Linked DNA regions of Homo sapiens: region 2 is linked to region 1. A link is an interaction called in ENCODE POLR2A ChIA-PET data of the cell type or tissue named here. Cell type or tissue: PC-9. All regions are shown on one strand. Links, peaks and the distances in the headings refer to the core of each region. The heading gives the core; the rest is flanking DNA.

Region 1 (3,821 bases), core at 73-2,572:
GTCTCTCTGTTTTGGAGTTCTCCTGTTCTTAGTGTTTGCTAATTTTGGAGTTGGTTCCCATAGCAATGTGTCATGCAGGCTGTAGCCTCCATGGGGAAGAGTCTTTATTTGTGGGCTGGAAGGCTGTAGGAAGAGGTGGAGTAATATAGCTGGGATTCTGAAGGTAGTGTTGGATGTTCCCATCAGGGTGTTACCTTGTCCATGTCCCAGGATGGTGGAGGGAATCCTCTGCAGCTGCAATGCAACCCACGATCAGTGACATCAGAGTAGGAAAGTTAACCCTGATGTCTGAAACCCTCTTTAATTTGGATTATATTGGCTTGCAAAGATCCCTTATGCAGTTTGCCAGCTGCAGAGTTCTTTACTTCTTCCTTCCCTTCAATCTTACTGCACCTTCCATAACAGACCTGGGAGTATAGCCGCATAAAGAGAAGCAGCTCTCAGAAAAGCACTCTTTTTTTTTTGAGATGGAGTCTCGCTCTGTTGCCCAGGCTGGAGTGCAATGGCCCAGTCTTGGCTCACTGCAACCTCCGCCTCCCGGGTTCAAGTGACTCCTCTCCCTCAGCCTCTCGAGCAGCTGGGCCCACAGGCATGTGCCACCATGCCCGGCTAATTTTTGTATTTTTGGTAGAGATGGGGTTTCACCATATAGGCCAGGCTGGTCTTGAACTCCTGACCTTGTGATCCGCCTGCCTCGACCTCCCAAAGTGCCGGGATTACAGGCATGAGCCATTGCCCCCGGCCGAAAAGCACTCTTTAAAAATGACTGTCAACCTAAATGAAAAAACTGAGGCAACATTAATATAAGTAAAAAGTTTATTTGGGTCAAGTTTGAGGACTACAGCTTGGGAGCACAGATTCAAGTTCCCCTGAATATATACTTGGGTTAGCAGCAGTTACAAGTGGATTTTTAAAGGGAAAAATAAGAGGTGATTCATAAACTGTCTACTGTAACATGAGCTGCTGATTGGTTATATATTGTTCTTTGTATCACACATTCCAGGAACGTGAAGATAATGGGTGAGGCAGCTAGTCAGGAACAAAAATGCCTTTAAAGAATTGCCCCCAGGCATGGGTGCAGGGGGTGCCCTTGACTGAAGCTGCTCCTCACACTCACATCCCTCTGGGTCTGATAAATTTTGCATGCCTCACATAACTCAGACTGTTCTGAGCTGTTTTTCTTTTATCACTTCCCCCTCAGTTTTTTCCTTTAGGTGGAATGAACTGGAATAAAAACCTCGTTTTCTAGGTTAGGGCCATGTGCAGAACCATAGGAGTTCAAAGTTCATGTGTTGCAATCTTCTCAGCAAACTTCTTGAGGTGTGTACATTATATGTGGCAAAGTCTGGTTCTGAGGGGCCACTTGCCTGGTTTTGCCCGCTGGGTGCATGAATCTTGATTCTGTTAGTCAGATGGGGACCCCTTGGGCCATAAGTTTGTGCAACTCTGGGAAAATGAAGATGACAAAAGGATTTGTTGGGAATGATTGTAATATGAACTTTGTACAATTTGCTTACTTGTACTTAAAAAGTATTAAGCGAAGGCGGTGGGTTCTAATATCAAGCTCCATTTCCTCATTGCCGAAGCCCAGGTGACAATCCTTAGCCAATGTTCTTAAGGAACAGCTCTGTTTCTATCTGAATCCCCATCCACTGATCCCTTAGCTGAGGCATGGTCAGCGGGAGAACAAGCTTCTTGTTTTGGGGCCTGCAGTACTAAGTCTCAGTCTTTGCCCATAAACTCACTCGAAATAGTCTTCTGTTCAGAATCTTTCTACAAAACATTTTGCAGTCGTCCAAAATATTCTGCAAAATGCTTGCTGCCTGCCAGTAAATAAGTGGAATGAAAAAGAAGAAAAAAGGAAAAAAACCCCAAAACCAAAAAAAAACCCCAAAATGCTTGCTGTCAAGTTGTGCTAGGCCAGCTCTCCCTTTCTGTGCTGTCAGAATTCTCTTTGTGGGGTGGGGTTGGAAGGCATCATGATATCTCTTGCTTAGAGTGAGAACTGAAGGCACCTTCACACTCGGCAGAAATAGAGAGGCTTTCACTCTTCCTGCGTAACCACATTAATCATTCCCTACCTTCCCTGGTAGCTGAAGGTCCATGAGTTACATATACGTGTAATGCCTCCTAGACTGCCTTTTATTTTAATTAAGCCTGAAGCACCTTAACTTTGCATTTCTATTAACTTCTGCATTCAGATAGTATTTCTTTTTATTTATTTATTTATTTATTTTTGTTATACTTTAAGTTCTAGGGTACATGTTCACAACGTGCAGGTTTGTTACATATGTATACATGTGCCATGTTGGTGTGCTGTACCCATTAACTCGTCATTTACATTAGATATATCTCCTAATGCTATCCCTCCCCACTCCCACTACCCCACGACAGGTCCTGGTGTGTGATGTTCCCCTTCCTGTGTCCATGTGCTCTCATTGTTCAATTCCCACCTATGAGTGAGAACATGCGGTGTTTGGTTTTTTGTCCTTGCGATAGTTTGCTGAGAATGATGGTTTCCACCTTCATCCATGTCCCTACAAAGGACATGAACTCATCGTATTTCATATTGCTATATTCCAGTGTTGCTTTAGAGGTTTTCCACCCTTTGATAGAGTCCTTTGATAGGACTGTAACCACCTGATAGGTTCTTCCTGCTGGTTGCACAAAAAGATGTTACTGAGAAGGGGTCCTGATCCAGACCCCAACAAAGGGTTCTTGGACCTCATGCAAGAAAGAATTCAGGGCAAGTCCACAGAGTAAAGTGAAAGCAAGTTTATTTAGAAAGTAAAGGAATAAAAGAATGGCTACTTCATAGGCAGAACAGAGGCATGGGCTGCTCAACTGAGTATACTTATAGTTATTTCTTGATTATATGCTATACAGGGGGTGGATTATTCATAAGTTTTTCAGGAAAGGGGCGGGCAATTCCCACAGCTGAGGGTTGATTTCTCCCCTTTTTAGACCGCATAGGGTAACTTCCTGACATTGCCATGGCATTTGTAAACTATCATGGTGCTTGTTGAAGTGTCTTTTAGCATTCTAATGCATTATGATTCGCATATAACTAGCAGTGAGGATAACCAGAGGTCATTTTCATTGCCATCTTGGTTTTGGTGGGTTTTGGCCGGCTTATTTACTGCATCCTGTTTTATCAGCAAGGCCTTTGTTGTATGTTGTGCTCACCTCCTATCTTATCCTGTGACTAAGAATTCCTAACCACCTGGGAATGCAGCCCAGTAGGTCTCAGCCTCACTTTACCCGGCCCCTATTCAAGATGGAGTCACTCTGGTTCAAACACCTCTGACACAAAGACCACAGCGTTGCAATAAAGAAAGAGTTTAATAGACATGAATCTGGCCATGCCATTTTGGGGACAGAGCTCTTACTCAAATCAATCTCTTCAAAAACTTGTAGGTTAGGTTACCTTTTTCAGAGGCAATTTCAGGGAAGAAGTGGGGGTAGCTAGACAATAGGTGCTTGCTGCTGATTGGTTGGATCAGAGATGAAATCACAGGGAATTGAAGCTGTCCTCTGGTGCTGAGTCACTTCTGGGTGGGGCCACAGGTGGGGTTGGTGGGTCCAGGTGGAGCCACTGGTGTCAGATATGCCAAAAACCTGAAAAGATATCTCTAAAGGCCTATCTTAGGTTCTACAATAGTGATGTTATCTGCAGGAGTAATTGGGAAAGTTGCGTATATTGTAAAGTCTGGAATAATGGCTGGCAATCATTTGTGTCTACATCTTAGCAGAATTCAGGCTCCTCTATGCTCCTAGCCTGGTAGTCTTTCATTAGCTTTACAAAGGCAGTTGAGTTTTAG
Region 2 (6,928 bases), core at 2,403-4,902, 87 kb before region 1:
GAAACTTTTTTGAGCAATAAAAATGAAAAGACTTTAAAAAAAGACTGAGACCTAATCATAGGACTATAAAATACCTTTCCTTCCCACACATCTTCCCACACATTACTAAAGGCCTTTTTACTATAGCCCCTTTTACGTACATCACGTTCAGGTATCAAGAAAAAAAACTACAAGGCAGACTAAAAGGCAAAACAGAACAAAAACTCCACAGTTTTAAGAGACAGAGCAATCCTCAGAACCAGATTCATATATGACAGGGATGTTGAAATGGTCAGACCATGTACTTAAAACAACTGATTCATATGCTAAAGACTCTAGTGAATAAAGTAGACAGCCTGCAAGAACAGATGGGCAATGGGTGAACAGAGAGATGGAAATTCTAAGCATAAACATAATGCCAGAAATAAAAACACTGCAGCAGAAATGAAGAATGCTTTTGATGGGTCTATTAATAGATTGGACATGGCTGAGAAAACAATCTCTGAACTTGAGTGTATCTCAATAGAAACTTCCAAAATGGAAGAGCAAAAAGAAAAAAAAGATTGAAAAAAAAAAATCCCAACAGAAAATCCAAGAATGATGGGACAACTAGAATAAGTATTACATAAGTGGAATGAAAATATCACAAGGGCTAGGCACAGTGGCTCACACCTGTAATCCCAGCACTTTGGGAGGCTGAGGTGGGTGGATCACCTGATGTCAGGAGTTCGAGACCAGCCTGGCCAACATGGTGAAACCCTGTCTTTAATAAAAATACAAAAATTAGCCAGGTGTGGTGGCGGGTGCCTGTAATCTCAGCTACTCGGGAGGCTGAGGCAGGAGAATCGCTTGAGCCTGGGAGGCGGAGGTTGCAGTGAGCCAAGACCGTGCCACTGCACTCCAGCCTGGGCAACACAGTGAGACTCCATATCATAATAAAAATAAAAATAGAAAAGAAAATACCAGAAGGAGGCCAGGCGCGGTGGCTCACATCTGTAGGCAGAGGTTGCAGTGAGCCGAGATTATGCCACTGCACTCCAGTCTGGGCGACAGAGCGAGATTTCATCTCAAAAAAGAAAAGTAAAAAAGAAAATACCAGAAGGAGAAGAAATAAATAAAACAACAGAAGAAATACTTGAAGCAATAATGACTGAGAATTTTTGCAAATTAATGTCAGATATCAAATCACAGATTCAGGAAGCTCAGAGAACACCACACAGGATAAATGTCAAGACAACAATAACCACAATCATCACCACAAAAAAACATGACACCTAGGAATACCATATTTTAAAAGTCCTATATTTTAAAAGTCTTTAAAAAGTCAGAGGAAAAAGACACCTTACCTACAGGGGAAAAAAGATAAAAATTATACCCAACTTCTCCTCAGTAACATGCAAGCAAGGAGGTCAGTGAAATTTAGTGTTGAGAGAAAAAGATTACCAACCTAGAATTCTGTGTCCTGTGAAATGATTCTTCAGAGGTGAAGGAGAAGTACAGACTTTCTCAGACAAACAAAAACTGAAGAAGTTTGTTGCCAGTAGATCTGCCTTACAATAAATGTTAAAAGTTTCTCAGAGAAAAGAAAAATGATATAGGTCAGAAACTTGGAGCTACGTAAAGAAAGAAAGAGCAATCTATCTATCTATCTATCTACCATCTATTCTATCTATTCTATAATCTATTCTATTTATCTAATCTATAATCTATTCTATCATCTATTCTATCCAATCTATCCAATCTATTCTATCTATCTATCTATCTATCTATCTATCTATCTATCTATCTAATCTCTGTCTCTGTCTGCCTGCCTGCCTATATAACTACTTACCTACCTTTCTACCTATCTATCCAGTCACCCATCCATCTATCTAAATAGATTTATTGTAAAGAGTTAGATCATGTGATTATGGATGCTGAGAAGTTCCCAGACATGCAGTCGGCAAAGTGGAGATCTGGGAGAACCTGTGGTACAGTTCCAGTGCAAGTCTGAAGGCCTGAGAATCAGGAGAGCCAATGGTGTCAGTTCCAGTTCAAAAGCTAGCAGGCTTGAGACCCAAGAAGAGCCATTGTTTCAGTTCAAGTTCAAAGGAAGCAAAAGATTGATGTCCTTGCTCAAGGCAGTCAGGCGGGAGATGTTCCCTTTACTTGGCCTTTCTGATCTATTCAGGCATTCAGTGGATTGGACAAGACCCACCCACATCAGGGAGGGTAGTCTAATTTGTAGTCTTTACTCAGTTTACCAATGCAAATGTTAATCTCATTCAGAAACCCCCTCACAGATATACCCAGAATAGTGTTTGACCAAATATCTGGGCACCCTGTGGCCTAGTCAAGTTCACACATAAAATTCATCATCGCAATGACATTCTGGAAAGGCAAAATCATTGGCAGAAATCAGATCAATTGTTTCAAGAGGGGGGAAGTATTGAATATGAAAGGACCTGAGGGAAATTTTAGGTGTGATGGACTATGCTAAATTTTTATTGTGGTGGTACTTACTTGACCATATAGGTTTGTCAGAACTCATTGAATTGTATACCTAAAAAAGGCAAATTTCTTTATATGTAACTATACTTTAATAAACATGAATTTAAGAACAAAAAAGAATTTGAAGAACAATTGAAAGAAGAAGAAGAAGGCTGGGCACCATGCCTCATGCCCATAATCCCAGCACTTTGGGAGGCTGAGGTGGGAGGATCGCTTGAGCCCAGGAGTTTGAGACCAGCCTAGGAAACATAGGGAGACCTCATCTCTACAAAAGATAAAAAACAGTAGCCAGGAATGGTGGCACATGTCTGTTGTCCCAGATACTTGGGAGGCTGAGGTGGGAGATTGTTTGAGTCCTAGAGGTTGAGGCTTCAGTGAGCAGTGATCATGCCACTGCACTCGAGCCTGGGCAACAGAGTGAGTTCCCATCCTGAAATAATAATAATAATAAATAATAAGAGGTAGTCTGGGCACTATACTGAGGGCATGCTATTTAAGCTGAATCCTGAACATAAAAATAACTTAGTCATGGGATATATTTGGGGTGGGAAGAGTTTGTAAGAGAGGAAACAATGGAGAACAGTCAATGAAAAGATTGGCATATTTATGGAAGCGGAGAGAGGTGTATTGCTTGAGCACAAGATGAGACTGAAGAGACTGGCTAGGGTTAGATTATGCAGCATTTTGTAGTCCACATTTAAGAAGGATAGATTTTATTTTGATGCAATAAGAAATAATGAAAAGTTAAGCATAGGGGGCAAGAGATCTGACATTTTCAATTCATGTTAGCCGCTAGATGGGGAATGGATTGAAGGTATTTAGAGGAGTAGCAGTCAACTTAGGAGGCTGTTTCAGTAGGCAATGGGAGTGATGATGCTGTGTGATCTAGAGCTGTGGTAGTGGATATGAGGAAGAGTGACTCAAAGAATATTTTGAAGATTGAATTTATTGGATTTCCTTATGAATTCAACATTAGGAGTGAAGGAAATGGAAGAATGAAGGAGGATGTTTAAGTTTTGGTCTTGACCAATTAGGAGGCTATTGGTGCTACGTAATGTGTTGAAGACAGAAAGGAGGGACAAGTTTGGAGGAATTAAAACTCCTCTTGACCATGTTAAGTTTGGAATGCCTGAGACATCCAAATGAAAATGTTTAATGTGTAGTTTCTTTTTTTTTTCTTTTTTTCTTTTTCTTTTTTTTTTTTTTTTGAGACAGAGTCTCACTCTGTTGCCCAGGCTGGAGTGAAGTGGCACAATCTTGGCTCACTGCAACCTCTGCCTCCTGGGTTCAAGCCATTCTCCTGCCTCAGCCTCCTGAGTAGCTGGGACTACAGGTACACACCATCATGCCCAGCTAATTTTTGTATTTTCAGTAGAGGCAGGGTTTCACCATGTTGGCCAGGCTGGTCTTCAACTTCTGGCTTCACATGATCTGCCCGCCTTGGCCTCCCAAGTGCAGAGATTACAGGCGTGAGCCACCACACCCGGCCTAATGTGTAGTTCGATGGGTAACTGAATCTGTAGCTCAAGAGATACCTGAACTAAAGAAAGAAATTGAGGATTATCACCAATATAGGTAACTTTTAAAGTCATATAAATGAATGAAATCACTTAAAGAATGTTGACAAAGAAATGAAGAGTTTCTTTCCTTTCAAATGCTACAAACATGCTCCACCAGATCCTCGGTCAGACTAAGAAGCATCTGAGCTTGATCCCCTCTTTGTGTTTATTGGAGCTGAAGGTACTGGAGCAGCACTGTGTGTCTTGTGTCTGGCATTGTTCAATCCAGATGTTAGTTGAGACGGAAAGCATAACCCAGAACCCTGAAACAAACTGGGTCCCAATGATCCATACGAGTTCTACCCAGTGAATGTGGATTACAGCATACTGAGGAAAGAAGGTCCAGATTTCTAAATGTTTCCCTATAAAGCTGCTTTAGAATGAAGGTCTTCCAGAAGCCATCTGCACAATTTTCCACTTAATCAGGAAATATTTCTCCTCTAAATGCATGAAATCATGTTGATATATTGGATTGGAGATTATATTGATTAATTAGTATCTGAAACTTGAAAAAAACTAAAAAGAAAAAGAAGCAGGCTGGGCACAGTGGCTCATGCCTGTAATCCCAGCACTTTGGGAGGCCGAGGCGGGCGGATCTCGAGGTCAGGAGATTGAAACCATCCTGGCTAACACGGTGAAACCCTGTCTCTACTAAAAAATACAAAAAATTAGCCCGCTGTGGTGGTGGGCGCCTGTAGTCCCAGCAACTCATGAGGCTGAGGCAAGAGAATGGCGTGAACCCGGGAGGTGGAGCTTGCAGTGAGCCGAGATCGCGCCACTGCACTCCAGGCGTGGGTGACAGAGCGAGACTCCGTCTCAAAAAAAATAAAATAAAATAAAATAAAAATAAAAAATAAAAAAAAAAAAAAAGAAAAAGAAATAACGAAGGCCTTGGAGGGATTCCTGATCCCTGAACAACACTTGGAGATCAAGAGACAAGAAGGAATAGCCAATGTAGAAACCAGGAGAGTACAGTAACATAGAAGCCAAGGGAAGAGAAGAATGTTTCTAGGAAGGAGTTGGCATCTGAATTGAATGCTGTTAAGGGAACTATTAATAGTAAGATGACAGGAGTTTTTATTGGCAGCACAGAGATATTGCTGATTTTTTTTTCTTTTTGTTAAGGCGTGGCCTTGCTCTATTGCCCAGGCTGGAGTGTAGTGGCATGATCACAGCTCACTGCAGCCTCAACCTCCCCGGGCTCAAGTGATCCTCCCACCTCAGCCTCCTTGGTAGCTGGGACTACAGGCGCACACCCCCATGTCCAGTTAATTTTTTTGTATTTTTTGCAGCAACGGGTTTTCGCCATGTTGTCTAGGCTGGTTTTGAACTCCTGGGCTTAAATGATCTGTCCGCCTCAGCTTCCCAAAGTGCTGGGATTACAGGCGTGAGCCACCACTCCTAGCCTGATATTGCTAATTTTATACAGTTTTGGGGGAGTGATGACAGCAGAAGCCAGACTGGACTTTGAAAATGAAATATGAAGATAGATCTCTCAACAAAATTGCTTTAAAAGAAACAGGCTGGTAGCTAGGGATTTGTGGGGACAGTCATGTCTATGGGAATAGCCTAATAATCAGATTGGTGATTCAGGAGAGGGGATAACCAATGGAGCAATCAGTGTTATGCAAATAAGGCAAATTAAAGCCTCATTTTTAATAATTGTTTATTAGTCATTTCTCACATTAACATTTAAAGGATTGTTATTAAGACGATCAAAACAAGGTTACAGATAATGCCGCTTCCAGAAACTAGAAATAGTCTAGTTTTTTTCCTTATGTACTTAACCACATAGCTTCCCTCAGTGATTCACAAAATAGGAAAATCTTTCCCTAATTTTTCGTATCATCACAAACTTAGCAAACTTAGCTGTCTGGAGGACTTGATATTCTTTATAAATGTGAGGCATGAAGCCTGTTGTCTTAGGGCCTTCCTTTTTTTTTTTTTTTTTTTGAGATGGAGTCTCAGGCTGGAGTGCATTAGTGTGATCTCGGCTCAATGCAACCTCCATCTCCTGGGTTCAAGAGATTCTCCTGCCTCAGCCTCCTGAGTAGCTGGGATTACAGGCATGCGCCACCATGCCTGGCTAATTTTTGTATTTTTGGTAGAGACAGGGTTTCACTATGTTGGCCAGGCTGGTCTCAGACTCTTGACCTTAGGCAGTTTGCCCACCTCAGCCTCCTAAAGTGCTGGAATTATAGGCGTGAGCTGCCATGCCCAGCCTTTTTTTTTTTTTTTTGGAGACAAGGTCTCACTCTGTTGCCCAGACTGTAGTGCAGTGGCATGATCTCAGCTCACTGCAACCCCTACCTCCTGGGTTCAAGTGATCCTCCTGCCTCAGCCTCCCACGTAGCTGAGATTGCAGGCCCGTGCCACCATGCCTGGCTTATTTCTATTTTTATTTTTGTAGAGACAGTGTCTCCCTGTATTTCCCAGGCTGGTCTGGAACACCTGGGCTCAAGCAATCTGCCCGCCCCAGCCTCCTAAAGTGCTGGGATTACAGGCACGAGCCACTGTGCCAGGCCAGGGCCTTCTTGAGTTGCGTTATAAATAAAGGGTCAGGTAGTGCTTGTGGAAATCCTGCCTACAGGTGTCCTCTTGTGGAAATAAGTAATTCAAAGTCTAAGCTATTGGAATGCTAAATTATTCTGAGCCTTAAAGGAATGAGAATTTCAGGGCCTGAGTCATTGACAGGCTGTAGACTAGGCAGCTATAAGCTATAAGCTTTTGTTTAATAACAAATTAAGCCTTTTCCCTTACATGCATTGTTTCATAAAATGTAAATGGTTGAAGGGTGCCAGGGAGGACCCCCTTCCCTCTAACTGTAGACTTTCATTATACATTGACCCCCCTCTTACCTTTCTGACACAAAGATTTCTAGGCTATCATATGGCTTAAGA

What was found. ChIA-PET counts read pairs that join two places held together with the same protein. Peaks named below come from ENCODE experiments on the same cell type or tissue, not always from the same donor. Only the 100,000 strongest peaks of a DNase experiment are listed, where the experiment ranks them.
Region 2: POLR2A ChIA-PET joins it to region 1 with 14 read pairs; 7 of 35 experiments call an interaction of 5 or more read pairs at or near these places.

What each region holds. Positions count from the first base shown.
Region 1 is chr1:168,300,817-168,304,637 of GRCh38, forward strand. All of the region lies in intron 5 of TBX19 (T-box transcription factor 19), which reads left to right. Among named protein-coding and RNA genes, the nearest start is that of TBX19, 22 kb to the left of the region's middle. In PC-9, for the core only: no CTCF peak of the experiment used is centred there; a DNase peak (open chromatin) is centred at 1,065; H3K27ac peaks cover 1,801 bases.
Region 2 is chr1:168,211,271-168,218,198 of GRCh38, forward strand. It overlaps the pseudogene LOC107985453. Among named protein-coding and RNA genes, the nearest start is that of SFT2D2, 11 kb to the right of the region's middle. In PC-9, for the core only: no CTCF peak of the experiment used is centred there; no DNase peak of the experiment used is centred there.